Regions from separate parts of the Homo sapiens genome. Here region 2 is linked to region 1. Evidence: chromatin contacts called from ENCODE Hi-C or POLR2A ChIA-PET data. All regions are on one chromosome and are shown on one strand. Each heading gives the region's core, a stretch centred on a gene start or an enhancer-like site at or near the end of the contact. The rest is flanking DNA. Distances are from core to core; before and after follow the strand shown. Region 1 holds the start of PDZRN3 (PDZ domain containing ring finger 3). Region 2 overlaps PDZRN3 (PDZ domain containing ring finger 3).

The links. Hi-C counts contacts between places; a loop is a spot of excess contacts on that map. ChIA-PET counts read pairs that join two places held with the same protein, here RNA polymerase II (POLR2A). Pooled maps may share reads with other maps.
Region 2: a pooled map of right cardiac atrium shows a loop between it and region 1 (2.9-fold over the local background). The contact joins the enhancer-like site here to the promoter of PDZRN3 in region 1. A Hi-C loop is called at or near these places in 1 of 168 maps with a recorded cell type or tissue (IMR-90) and 9 of 50 pooled maps. POLR2A ChIA-PET finds 5 or more read pairs at or near these places in 1 of 52 experiments (AG04450).

What each region holds. Positions count from the first base shown.
Region 1 is chr3:73,622,587-73,628,648 of GRCh38, forward strand. It overlaps PDZRN3 (PDZ domain containing ring finger 3), which reads right to left and starts at 2,355. Exons shown (of 10, transcript NM_015009.3): 1 at 1,517-2,355. The coding sequence starts at 2,239. It overlaps PDZRN3-AS1 (PDZRN3 antisense RNA 1), which reads left to right and starts at 982. Exons shown (of 2, transcript NR_046681.1): 1 at 982-1,379; 2 at 2,826-5,313. RefSeq lists an enhancer at 1-288.
Region 2 is chr3:73,448,406-73,454,467 of GRCh38, forward strand. The region is part of intron 3 of PDZRN3 (PDZ domain containing ring finger 3); the gene reads right to left. Among named protein-coding and RNA genes, the nearest start is that of PDZRN3-AS1, 170 kb to the right of the region's middle. RefSeq lists an enhancer at 593-662. Within about 2 kb of position 3,411, at least 4 of the 41 ENCODE cell types and tissues checked have a DNase peak (open chromatin) inside an H3K27ac peak, as active enhancers do.

The sequences.
Region 1 (6,062 bases), core at 1,105-3,604:
GACTTGGGAGGGAGGCCAAGAATGCTGCTAAACATCCTACAATGCACAGCACAGTACCTCCCCTCCCAACTAAGAGTTATGGGGCCCAAAATGCCAATATGCCCCAAAACTGAGAACTCTGAGGTAGAATCTGAGTCCGGCTCTGCTCCCTGAGTCACTACTTAATTTTGGACAAGTTATATAACTTCTCTGAGTCTGTTCCCTCATCTCAAAGGACAACATAGGTAATGCATGTAAAGTACTTCCTATTGTTGGTGGCACTTAATAAACACTCAATAAATGGTCCTTGTGGTTGCACTGAGGAGCAACATGATAGTTTATAGAACGTGGGCTGGAAAGATGGGCACGCAAAGGTTCAACATGCAGCTTTGCACCCAAAAGCTGTGACCCAGGCATGAAACTGCCCCTTAATGAGCCTCAGTTTTTTCATCTACTAAGTGGGAAGGGTCACACCAACCTCACTTGATTAAAAAGGAAATGACTGGGAAGAATGCAGCACCCAGCCTGGAGCAAAGTAAACCCTCGCTCAAGGGGACCGCTCAGGTGGAGATGTTAAAAATAATTCTAGGTAACACTTGTTGAGCATTTATTTACTCTCTGCCAGGCACAGTACGAGGCCCTTCTACTAAACTCTCTCCCTGAAGCCTGACAAAAACCTTTCGCACTGAGGGAAACTGAGGGATCTGGGAATTAAGCCAGAAGCTCACCCAGCTGGTCAGCAAAAAGCCCAGATTTGAAAACAGTTTTAACTCCAGAGGACTCACACTTAATTATTACTTTATACTTGTTGGGGGCAGAGTGCTCCTTTAATTCTTTCTGAAATCCCTGGATGAATACCTCAGGGGTGCCTGGCTGTGTTTTTACTCTGTATACCACGTCTCTAGGGACCATAGTTTCCAACTTTAGAGAGGTTAAGCAGCTTGCTCAAGGTCAGCCAGCTAGTTGGCTGCAAAGCCCACGCTTGCATCCAGCTTTTACCCCAGAGGCCTCTCTTCTGATATCCTTCTTAACTTAATCTACACTGGCTGTGGGTTCCCTTTATTTTTTTTTCTGGAATCCTAGAGGATGCACGGATACAATTCACCCAATGTGTCCATCTCTCCTCTCCTAAGTGTCAGTCTATAGGTTTCTGACCTCTAGAGGGTAAGCAACTTGCCCGAGATCCCCTAGCTGGTCTGAGCAGCAAAGCCTTTGAACGCAGTTTTGACTCTGGAGCTGCATTCTTCATTCTTATCCTACACTTGCTTGTGAATTCTTTTTCGTCCTTCCAGAATCCCTGAAGCTGTACAGCTATACTTTACCGGTTACGTCTAGACTATAAAGGACCACAGTGTTCCACCTCAGGCAGGTTCAGCGACCTGCAAGTAGTGATACAGCTGGTAAGCAGTGGAAGAAGAGGGAGGAAGCAAGGATGTTCCCGGGAAGCTCGGGGCATCCCTGTACCCAAAGGGATGGGGCGGGGCCCTGGGTCCCCAGGGATCCTGGCTGGAGGTCGGGGCGGGCAGCAGGCGCCTACCTTGCCGCCGGGCGGCGCGGCCACGCAGCGGCTGAGCGAGTCGAGGCGCGCGCTGTATTCGGTGAATTTCTTCTGGTAGCGCAGCGCGGTCATCTGCAGCTCAAGCTGCGCCGCGGCCAGCTGGGCCACCAGCGACTTCTCGCGCTTCCCAGCGCGCAGCGCCTCCTTCTTGAGCGCCTTGTGCAGCGCGCCCAGGCGGGCCTGGAGCGCGCCGTTGTGCGCCCGCAGCGCTCGCGCGCAGCAGTGGCCGCCCGCGCGCTGCTCGCCGTGCGTCAAGGGTAGCCCGCAGCCCTCCTGGCAGCGGCCCACTGGCCGCGCGTCGCAGGCGTCGCGCATGTGCGCCTCCACGTCGCGCCGCAGCAGCACCTGGCCGCAACCCGCGTGGCGACAGCGCGCGGGCGCGAAGTCGCAGCGCTCGAGGTGCTCCGGCAGCTGCTGCAGCTTGACCACCCGGCCGCAGCCGCGCGTCGCGTACGCGCACTTGATGTCCAGCTTGAGGATAAGGCGCTTGAGCGGCAGGACGTGGTTGAGCTCTTTGGCCGACAGGCGACCGCGGCAGCGCGCCGGGCAGCTGCCCTCCTGCACCACCCAGGGCAGCACGCAGCCGGCGCAGAAGACGTGGCCGCACGGCGTGGTCAGCGGGTCCTCCAGGACCTTGTGGCACAGCGCGCACTTCAGGTCCGGGTCCACGTCGCCGTCGAAGCGGTCCAGCTCGAAGCCCATGGTGGCGGCCAGGCCCCGGGGTCGCCGCCGGGCGGCCGGGCGCCCCCTCCCTCCCCACGAGGCGGCCCAGACAGGCCGGCTACGCCGCCCGCGCGCTCGCTGGCTCTCCCCGGACTGAGCCTAATTGATCCAGACTTCCTCGGAAAATGCCCGAGGAACAGGACTCCTCCGGCCGTATTTGCGCGAGCGCGAGCGCACATACATCGTGCCTTGGATGCCTCCCGCCAGCCCCCCGAAAAAGGGAGGAGGCTGGAAGGCAGAAGCGCGTGGGAGGACACTGAGGCTCGCCAGAAGGGACGGGCCAGCCCAGGACGCCAGCCTGAATCTTCTCGGGAAACTCCTTTCTGTTCTCTTACAGTCTACGCTATAGGAGACAAAACGCCAGCCGAGAAAAGCTCGCTGAGTTTGGAGCTGAGGCTACTGCTTTCTCCCAAGGGTTCTCTTCGAGCCCCTTCCCGAACGGATCAAAACTTTTTTACTCCCTTCTCCCTCCCCCTTCCTCTAGTGGCTGATTGCAGAGGACTAAAAATATCTTGGGGCCCGCTATCTCAGCACTTACGGTCTTTATTTATTTATTTCATTCCAGGGAAAGTTACAGAGCCTGCGGGAAGCTCCGGCTGCAACTTCAGTTCTGACCAGAGGTTCTGTGAACCTTCAGGATTTAGCAGGTTTCCAGGACCGGTGGGTGAATCTACCCGGGGAAGTTTTGGTGGACAAGAGCTGCTCGCCAGCTGTCGGAGTGGGAGAGGCCAGCGTGCTGGCTCCATCCACTTCACCTAACACCTCTGAAGTGTCTGCCCTGCAGTGTGGCAAGCGTGGTGCTGAGCGCTTCTAAATCCGTCGCTTTAAAGATCATTAGTACAATGTTGTGAGAGGGTTAGCTCCATTTGAAAATTATTTTCCCGTGATTACAAAAGAAGCGATGCTGACTGCAGAAGTTAGAACTGGGAGAAGACTCATCACCCCCATGATCATGTCAACAACTGCCCTCCTTCAGTTTTGGTTTGTTTTGTGTGTACACTCTGTCATCTTTCCATTGAGGAAACTCAGGCTAGAAGAAGGATAAAAACAAAACAGAAAACAAAACAAAACAAAAGTGCCCTGTAGGGTCCTGTAGGTCAGTGTTTCTCACATTTTAATGTGGTTGCGGTTCTGATACAGTGGGTCTGGGGCGGGTTCTGAGAATCTCCATACTGAAAGCACTTCCAAGTGATGCCAATGCTGCTAGTCCATGCTGGTCCTTGGATTCCCACTTGATTGGAAAACCCTGGCGATCCATAGATCTGGACATTCATTCCCTGCAGTACAGCAAACCTGGCTGGGTAGGATTCAGCAACAGTCCTGAGCAATGGAGGAATATTTTTGGAATTCCAAACTGGGTGTAAAGTTCATAGCATCATCCATTGATTTTATTTTATTTTATTTTTACCTCCCAAGGCTATAGACATTCCTAAGAAACACGCAGTCAGCTTTTGGTGAGAGTGGAATCAAGCTATGGAATTCTCATTTGGAATCTGCTTCCAGTTTCTGAACAGTGAAGCGGGAGAGTTCTGAACAGTAAAGCAGGAGCTCTGTATTCAGCGAGACTCTGGGGCCTGGAAAGTGGGATTACAGCATCCATTTTGTCTAATTGCTTTCCTTCTTTCTTTTATGTGGCTGCTAAAGCCCCATGACCTTCACTATTTAACTGCTTCATCAGAGTGAAAGAATTGCCTTGATGTTCATAAGGATTACTTGTTTCACACTGACCTTTAAAAAGTTGTCACTCACTAGATTTTTCAGTGCATGGTTGAGGTCACTGGACAGTGTTCTTTAATCAGTTTTGGTGGCATTTGTTGCCTATTTGAGGTGGAGACTTTCTTTTAATTGCTTTAATCAATTAATGCATTGCTTTGATAGGATTCTGCATGGGGTGGAATATTATTGGCCTTTGTTCAGATAAGCTTGTGCCAGGGAATCCTCCATCAGTATATTCATTAAACTGCTCATGGGCTCTCAGATAATGGGTAGGAAACAAATTCTTTCACCAAAGGTGTGTGGGCTTGTCAGTTTCACAGAATGAGCTAGTGTCAACAGGGTGATAATCTTCAAACCAAACTGGTTTTGAGAAACAGAGAAGTTCTGTCCTACACCATAAATGTAAATTAGTGCTTACTTGGGGTGTACACTTTTTTGGAGATGTTCTACCACCCCTCGGGTGGTCTCCCAGATGGCAGATTGAGAGGTTGTTGCTGAAATGCTACAGCTGAGGCCACAGAGAAGCCATAGCCTACTGTGGATTGGCCTCTTTAGGCAAAAGGAAAGTCTGTGCCACTCCTCAATGGTTAATTTTAGTATCAAAATTCTTGGAGGTTAGAAAAAAAATCCTACAATGTCAGAGCTGGCAAGACTATTATTTCAGTCACCAAACTTAACAGGAGAAACGAGAGCCAAAAATATTAGGAAAAAGGAGTTGAGGGCAGAGTTACTCAACCTTGGTACTACTGACATTTTCATTCAAATAATTATTTGTTGTGGTGTGTGTGGGGGTGGGGGGTTGGTTATCGTCTGCATTGCAGGATATTTAGGAGCATCTCTGGCCACTATCCAATAGACATAGTAACAACCCCTTGTTGTGACAACCAGGTTGAGAACCACAGTTTTAAGGAAGCTTTCTGCTCATTACTGAAGTCAGGCAATGCTGTCAGCCCACATTTTCTGCTGGCTGTGGAACCACCTGGTGAATGCTGCACAGTGAGAGAGGGATGTTATTATAAATCGAAAACTCAAGGCACCATACCAATAAACATGAATAAAAACTGTAGGAAGATGAATGTTTGGTGTGGCAGGCCTCCTGAGAAAAGTAGCTGATTTTTCTGACATGGATTAGATACTTACTCAACCGTCCCAGAAACATCTGAGTGTTTATATATGGATGAATTCCTTGTGGACAGCTGGATTGGTCACTTTGCAAATTATTTTTGCGACTTCCACTACCTCTTGCTCTTACCCCTTCCTTTTATCATCTGATTCTGCACTTTCTAACCAAAATGTGGCCCCAAGCCTAATAAAAATACTATTTCTATATTCACCACGATCCCATTCTGATTTTAAACTCTGTTTTTAGTGTTCTTTCCATCAGCATGTTTAATCAGAAGTTGATAATAATATCTACCACTTTTTTGGGAACTGTTACTAGGTATCAGGCACTGTGCTCAGCACTTGACCTTCATTGTCTCATTAATCCTCACTGCACATAGAGAGGTAGATATGTTGTCCACCCTGTTTTACAGATGGAGAGACTGAGGTTTATAGAGGTTACATAAGATATCTAAGTAGGCGTAGGTACCTTATAAGGTTACATAAGGTATGCCTCCAGTCAGGGATGTCAACAGGAGAATTTCAGAACCCTCACTCTTAATCACCATAAGCATTATGCGTCTCCTCCATAAGCTCCAGCTCAGGAGGCACTCCCTTACAAATGATATGGATAAGAACTCCACCCCTCCATGTTTGCTGGTTATCAATCCTCAGCTGCTCGTAGGGTCTGGATAATTTGTGGCTTCAGTACTAGAAAAAACAAACAAAAAGAAAGTCAAGGGTTTTTACATTTGTTTTTTAAATTTTCTTCCCCAGGCGTACATATTTGTATTCTACTAGCTAAAATAGCACTATACAATTAGATAAGGATCTGCTTTTACCAAATGAAAGTACCACCAGAGCGTAATAAGGTACAGCAGTCATCCACAAAAACAAGTGTGAAACATTTCGGTCAGACTGCTTGCCTGTTAACATAGCCAATGTTAGCCATCCTGGAGCCTGACACATTCGTTTGGCCATGGGT
Region 2 (6,062 bases), core at 2,161-4,660, 170 kb before region 1:
TGCTAGGGATGATGCTGAACCCTAGTTCCATCCCTTGTATAGCTCAGCGTCTGGTGTAATTAAACTTTAGATGTGCCACAGCAGCTGTCTGCAGAGTAGATGGGGAGAAAGGAGTGAAGAGTTAATTCTACTTAGGGCATCAGAAAAACCTTCATTTGAAGAGCTAAACACTAATCTCAATCTTGTTTTTTTTTCCTGGGGACTAAGCTGCTATACAGACCACATGTAAACTTTATTTAATAGAAGCTTCACAAGTGAGCAATATCATGGCAAGAAAAAAACATTTAGAACAGAATTGTTCAGACATTGGGGTGCATTTAGCTACTAGGGTGGGCAAGAAACATAGGCCAGAATAATTTGTGGCTACCCCTGAGGATATTCACAGTATGTAACACCTCAAGCCAGAGAAGCCATGGAAACACCTGGTGTGATACATCTGTACTTGTGGCACGAAAGTCAGGACAGGCACCTTTTATATTTAAAACCAGTCACCATGACTACCACAACCCAGTTTCTCATGCTACCACAAACCTTCTATTTCTCACTGCAATGTGGTGTGTGGCATGGTTGGAGTCACAAGACTGATTTTCATGGGACTTTGAACCTCTGATTCTTATGTTTCTTTGAGTTTCATTTTAAGCCTGGTCTTTGCAGAGAAAGGGGGAAGAAATCACAGATAATTAAAGCATAAAATATTCTCATTTCATGGTGGGGCTAACAAGTGAAACTACAAGTAATGATGTAATCCAACTTGTCAAAAAGGGAAATGAAAAGAGGAGACAGAAGGCAGGACAGAGCCTTGGGACCCAGCGTGCCATGTCATCTTCTAATTAACTAACTGATCCTTTAAACTGTCAAACTCGGCGAGGAACTCCATGGCCTGGCATCTGATTAATATTCATATTCGGGCACTGGATGCTCTGATTTAAGTCCCAACGGCTGTAGTTAAACATCAGTCTTTAAAAAAAAAAAGAGAGAGAGGGAAATAAAAACCTGCCTGGTGAACCAAAGTCTCCAGGTTTTACATTCATAGGGAAATGAGGGAAGGCCACACTGAGTTCCATAATCCACAGTGCGAGCAAATCCTCCGTGGATGCATATTGATTTCTGAATCATGATGAGGACTTGTATATTGAACAAATAATTATTTTGCTTCTTTCTACTGGCAGCCACATTGTTAATCATATCCCACGCCTCACTGTTAAATAAGCGAACAACGCGTGTAAAATTACATAGCATTCGGTAATATAATCAAGCTTTTAATTTCAAACAAAAATAATTGAATATGTAATTTAATTAAAACAGGCTAGAATCCATCATTCAGTTAAACTGTAATAAGTGGCAGCCTGGACTTTTATTCTTATGGCACAGGCTGCAAAAGAATATATTGCCTCCCTTAAATTGACTTCTCGACTAAAAAATGCTTCAGTCTGGGGTGTAAGAAAAGCCTGTTCTAACTGCATGCTTTACGTAGATGAGGCAATTGACTTAAAAAACTCAAACCAGCACCCCTAGACAGAGTCTCAGTCTGATTCACACTCCCAACCACCAACAGCTGGGCAGCACACGCCATAGGTACCTCCTCTGGAGGACGATGATGAGAAGGGTCCTTAGGAGGCACTGGATGGACTGTGCCTTTTCCTTTACTCTCAGTTCTCTTTTTATTAATTAAAGACCTCTGAAGGAAGAAAATAAGTCAGCCCAGTTCCACTGCAAGTTCTAACAGCATTGGTTTTTGGAAAATGTTTCCTAAGATATTTTTATATTTAATGTGAGAGAGGCTTCCCTCTCATGATGCCAGTCCATTCTACATTACTGTGTTCTACATTGACATGCCACTGATCCCATATGCCTTCTCAGTAGCAATTCTTCCTTACCCTATAGAGCGTACTAAACATTCTCAAGCCCTTGTTAAACATACTACTTAGCTATTCTCCAAGTTATATTTAAAAATGGGTGACATTGCTCATGGATGTGCAGATTGGCATCATAATCAATACACACACAAAATACAAAAGGTGTGGTAAGAGCTAGGCTCAAGCTGATCAGTGCAGCCAATAGATATCGAGGCCTATCACGTAATCAGGCACATTAATAAGTCACGATTCATTTTCTTTTTAGCAGGGAGGACATGCTATACATCTAATCAGTATATTTTTAATAAAGGAATAGCCCACTTGTAATAAATACATACATACATTCCAAATAGCTTGTGTGATTTTCCAAATTGAGCAAAAAATGTGGTCAAACTGGTTTAGGGTACAAGTTTAAATTCCAAAAGGCATTTTTGCATTTCTGCTAACTAGAGTAGGAAGAGGAGGAAAACCATCCAACAGCACCATTACTATCTCTGCATCACACCTGCCTTTGAAAGATCAGAACTGAAAAGGCAGACTGGCTGGTGCTGCCCATCAGAAGCCTTAATTCTTTTCACCCTCTGGATGAGACCTGCAGAATCAACAATCAAAAAAGTTCTTCCGCTGATAATTATTCTAGGATGATTTGGAATATTTCTCATGCTCTTTAAAAAAAAAAAAGCTGGCACATCTCAAATTTCACCCACACCCACCTCTATTTGGAGTTTTCAGGCCATTGGGGAAACCTACCGTCACCGCCAATCCTGACCTGTAAACTGCAAGTCAGGAGGAATCCAATAGGATGGCAGAAACAGTCTTGACATCTCACTTCAGAAGACAATGTCAGTGCACTGCTTGCCAGATGACATCCTATGCTGTGTTCCTCGGAGCTGCAAATACTTCTTCCGGGTGGGGAGCAGGCCCCTGGGACACCGAAACTGGCTCACATCCACAGGCAATATAGTAATTAATGGTGTCTTTCAGGGCAAGCGCAGTAAAAAAATAATTGCTCTCAAATTTTTACTGCTAATAAATGATTGGTACAGTCAATATTTGTGTTGTTGGGAGTGGATGTGTGGCTCTATGTGTTAGAGGATGAGGAGGAAAGTCTTTTGGATGCAAATATCCAAACCAGTCTATCAGCTCAGTTAATAACTCTGACCTGCCAGACCACAAGTGCTGAATATGTTGACTTTAAATGTCTACAGGGAACATATGTCATGGATCAGAGAACACACTGATTAGTCCAACAGAGACCAAAGTCTGTCACTTTGGTCATGGTGCAAAGATGTGCCAAACAGGGTCACTAAAGAGAGTAAATAAATGGGAGAAAAATACCAAAGCAAAGTTGGTTTTAGAGAGAGGCTGAGCTGCCAACTACCTGGCTAAATGCTATTTGATTAGGTAAAATATATTTCCTGCCCCAGCACACCTGCCCACTGTGTTAAAACATCGCTTCCCCTTTCTTAAAATAACTACCAGCTTGCTGATGCCAAGTAACTCTCACTCATGTCGTAATCATTTACTATCATATGATAGGTCATCAGCTTTCTGCCTATTGAATCCCGCAGATGCTCTAGCTTCTCATCACACACACACACACACACACAGCCTTATAAACAGAGATTTAAAGATGACTGTGCTCAGGGTGTTTACTGGGAAGTCAGTTCTCCTAAGGAACAGGAATCCCTTGCTGGTATGAACTGTGAACACAGAGAAAATTGTGAGGGCCAAACAGAATCGAATCTTTACTAATGTGGGTAAGCAATAACCTGCTATGTCTTTATGGGCTAGTTAGCTCAGCTATGGGCTAATTAGCTCAGCTGGTTAGACGATGGATATAGCTCGGGCCACAGCAATAAGTCTGATTCCCATGTGAAGAGGACAAATGACCTCCTGGCTACAGACTGACTCCTTTATCTCCAGCCATCATTCCACAGATAGACGCTCTCAGGGTGGAATGTGGGGCTACACGACTCAAAGGCACTGTCAAGGTGGTAGGTTAGTAGCACGGTCTCAAATAGGGGTGGGGTCACTAAAGAGAGTAAATAAATGGATTTAGACTTGAGCCACAAAACACACGGCTTTTCTCTACCACCAACATGATAATTATTTGTTATCTTCTCCAAGAAATCACAAAATAGCTGCCACAGAGAGTTCTCCAAAACTGGTATAGGAATATACTTTTTAACTTTGCAAAGGTAATTCCATTTAAATTTGCTTCTCTCTATGATTTCACTGAAGGCAGAAACGCATGCTGGGACCTCTACTTTCACAGGGAACAAGATGTATGGCCAAGTCAGTCCTGGCTGGGCCAGGCTTCCAGGATCATCTCATCCACCATCCTAACTGGTGGTATTATTCAGGCATTCACTGAAAACTTGGATTTTTAAAGCATATGCATCTCCTTTCAGATCTTTTTGTGGGGGACCAGATTTTACTTGGTTTTAAGTTGTGAGTTACTCTGATGCTGTCTCTCAAACCATGCTAACACTTCGCTCAGTGGTTACAGTTGAATAATATTTTAAGATATTCATGAGGCAACGACTAGTGCCAATTCTCTAACGGTCCATATATCTGTGTGTGTGTGTGTGTGTGTGTGTGTGTGTGTGTTTTAAGTCCATGCAGTTGTCTTTAACTTGTTCTTCTGCATAATTTATTGGGCAGCTGTCAAACACACATGTTCTCCTGTCTCACAGCTGACATTTGTACAGTGATAAATGACATAGGAAATGGACTACAAGCAAACTGACACTCTGCCATTGAATACAAGGAAGAAATGGAGTATGGGGGCAAGAGAAACAGGTTGGAGAAAGTATGCCACTTTCCCTTTCCAGCAGTCAGGCTAGAAAGAACTTGCTGTTGGCCAGGTGTGGTAGCTCATGCCTGTAATCCCAGCACTTTGGGAGGCCAAGGCAGGCAGATCATGAGGTCAAGAGATCAAGACCATCCTGGCCAACATGGTGAAACCCTGTCTCTACTAAAAACACAAAAATTAGCTGGGTGTGATGGTGTGCACCTGTAGTCCCAGCTACTTGGGAGGCTGAGGCAGAAGAATCACTTGAAGCCGGGAGGCGGAGGTTGCAGTGAGCCGAGATCTAGCCACTGCACTCTAGCCTAGAGACAGAGTGAGACTTCGTCTCAAAAAAAAAAAAAAAAAAACAAAAAAAAAAAACAAAGAAAGAAGAAAGAATTCGCTGTTAATTCCTGAACAGTCCACAGAAATGGCCTTACTTTCCAGAGACACTTGCTTTACTCAATGGCTGTTTTGCTTTCTTTAAAAAAGGTACAATAATTTCAATATATAGATATATGAAGTATTTTCTTCATGCTTTAAGTATATATACATTTATATATAATTATATATAATCAAGAATGATTTTGTAGAATTAGCAACGTTGATATTGTAATGCAAAACACAGTTTGAAAAACTCTTAAATTTCTCCAAAGAGAACGCTTAATTCCTGTAAGTGGGCCAAATACCGCAATTCTGAAAACCTCACACACACAGACAATTGATCTCCGTGTTAAGCCACAAAGCATTGTTACTAAGCTCACATATTCATTCTTTTTGATCTCTTTCCATTTCCTGCATTGTATTCAGTGCCTCTTATCCTTGTCCAACATCAACAGGTCATTGCAGAGGGGTCAGTGTTGGCCAATATAAATAACCATTATAAAAACCTCTAGCATGTTTTAAATCAACAACCAAAGTGGCCTACACTGTTTAAAGTATAAATTCCAAATATTTTCACGACAGAGAGTAGGCCAGGCCTGTGAAAAGTACAGGTAAAAATTATAGTTAAACAGATCACAGCAAGCTATTCCAGCACAAGATTCCTCATTTTAAGACCAGCTTAAAAACAAACATAGATGATGGTATCCCCTGGGCAGGAGAGGAGGCCTGGGATTCCTACCCCTGGCACATATGTTTCACAAGAGTTTCCCACACATGGCAGAAATAACCACCATCTATACAAACCCAGAGAGTCTCTGAGAAGCCTACAAGAGCCAGAGAACCAGAGAGTGTAGAGAAACTTGGAGTAGGGAGAGGAAGGGGCCTAGCACTTGGAGCCACCTCTTTCTTTTCCCTCACCAAAACCCATCAGCAATGACACCTCAACCCCCTCCTGAGCAGGGTGAGGCCCTGCAACATCAATGTGTCTCCAGACCACTCTCCTTTGGAAGAGGTAATGAAAAAGGGGC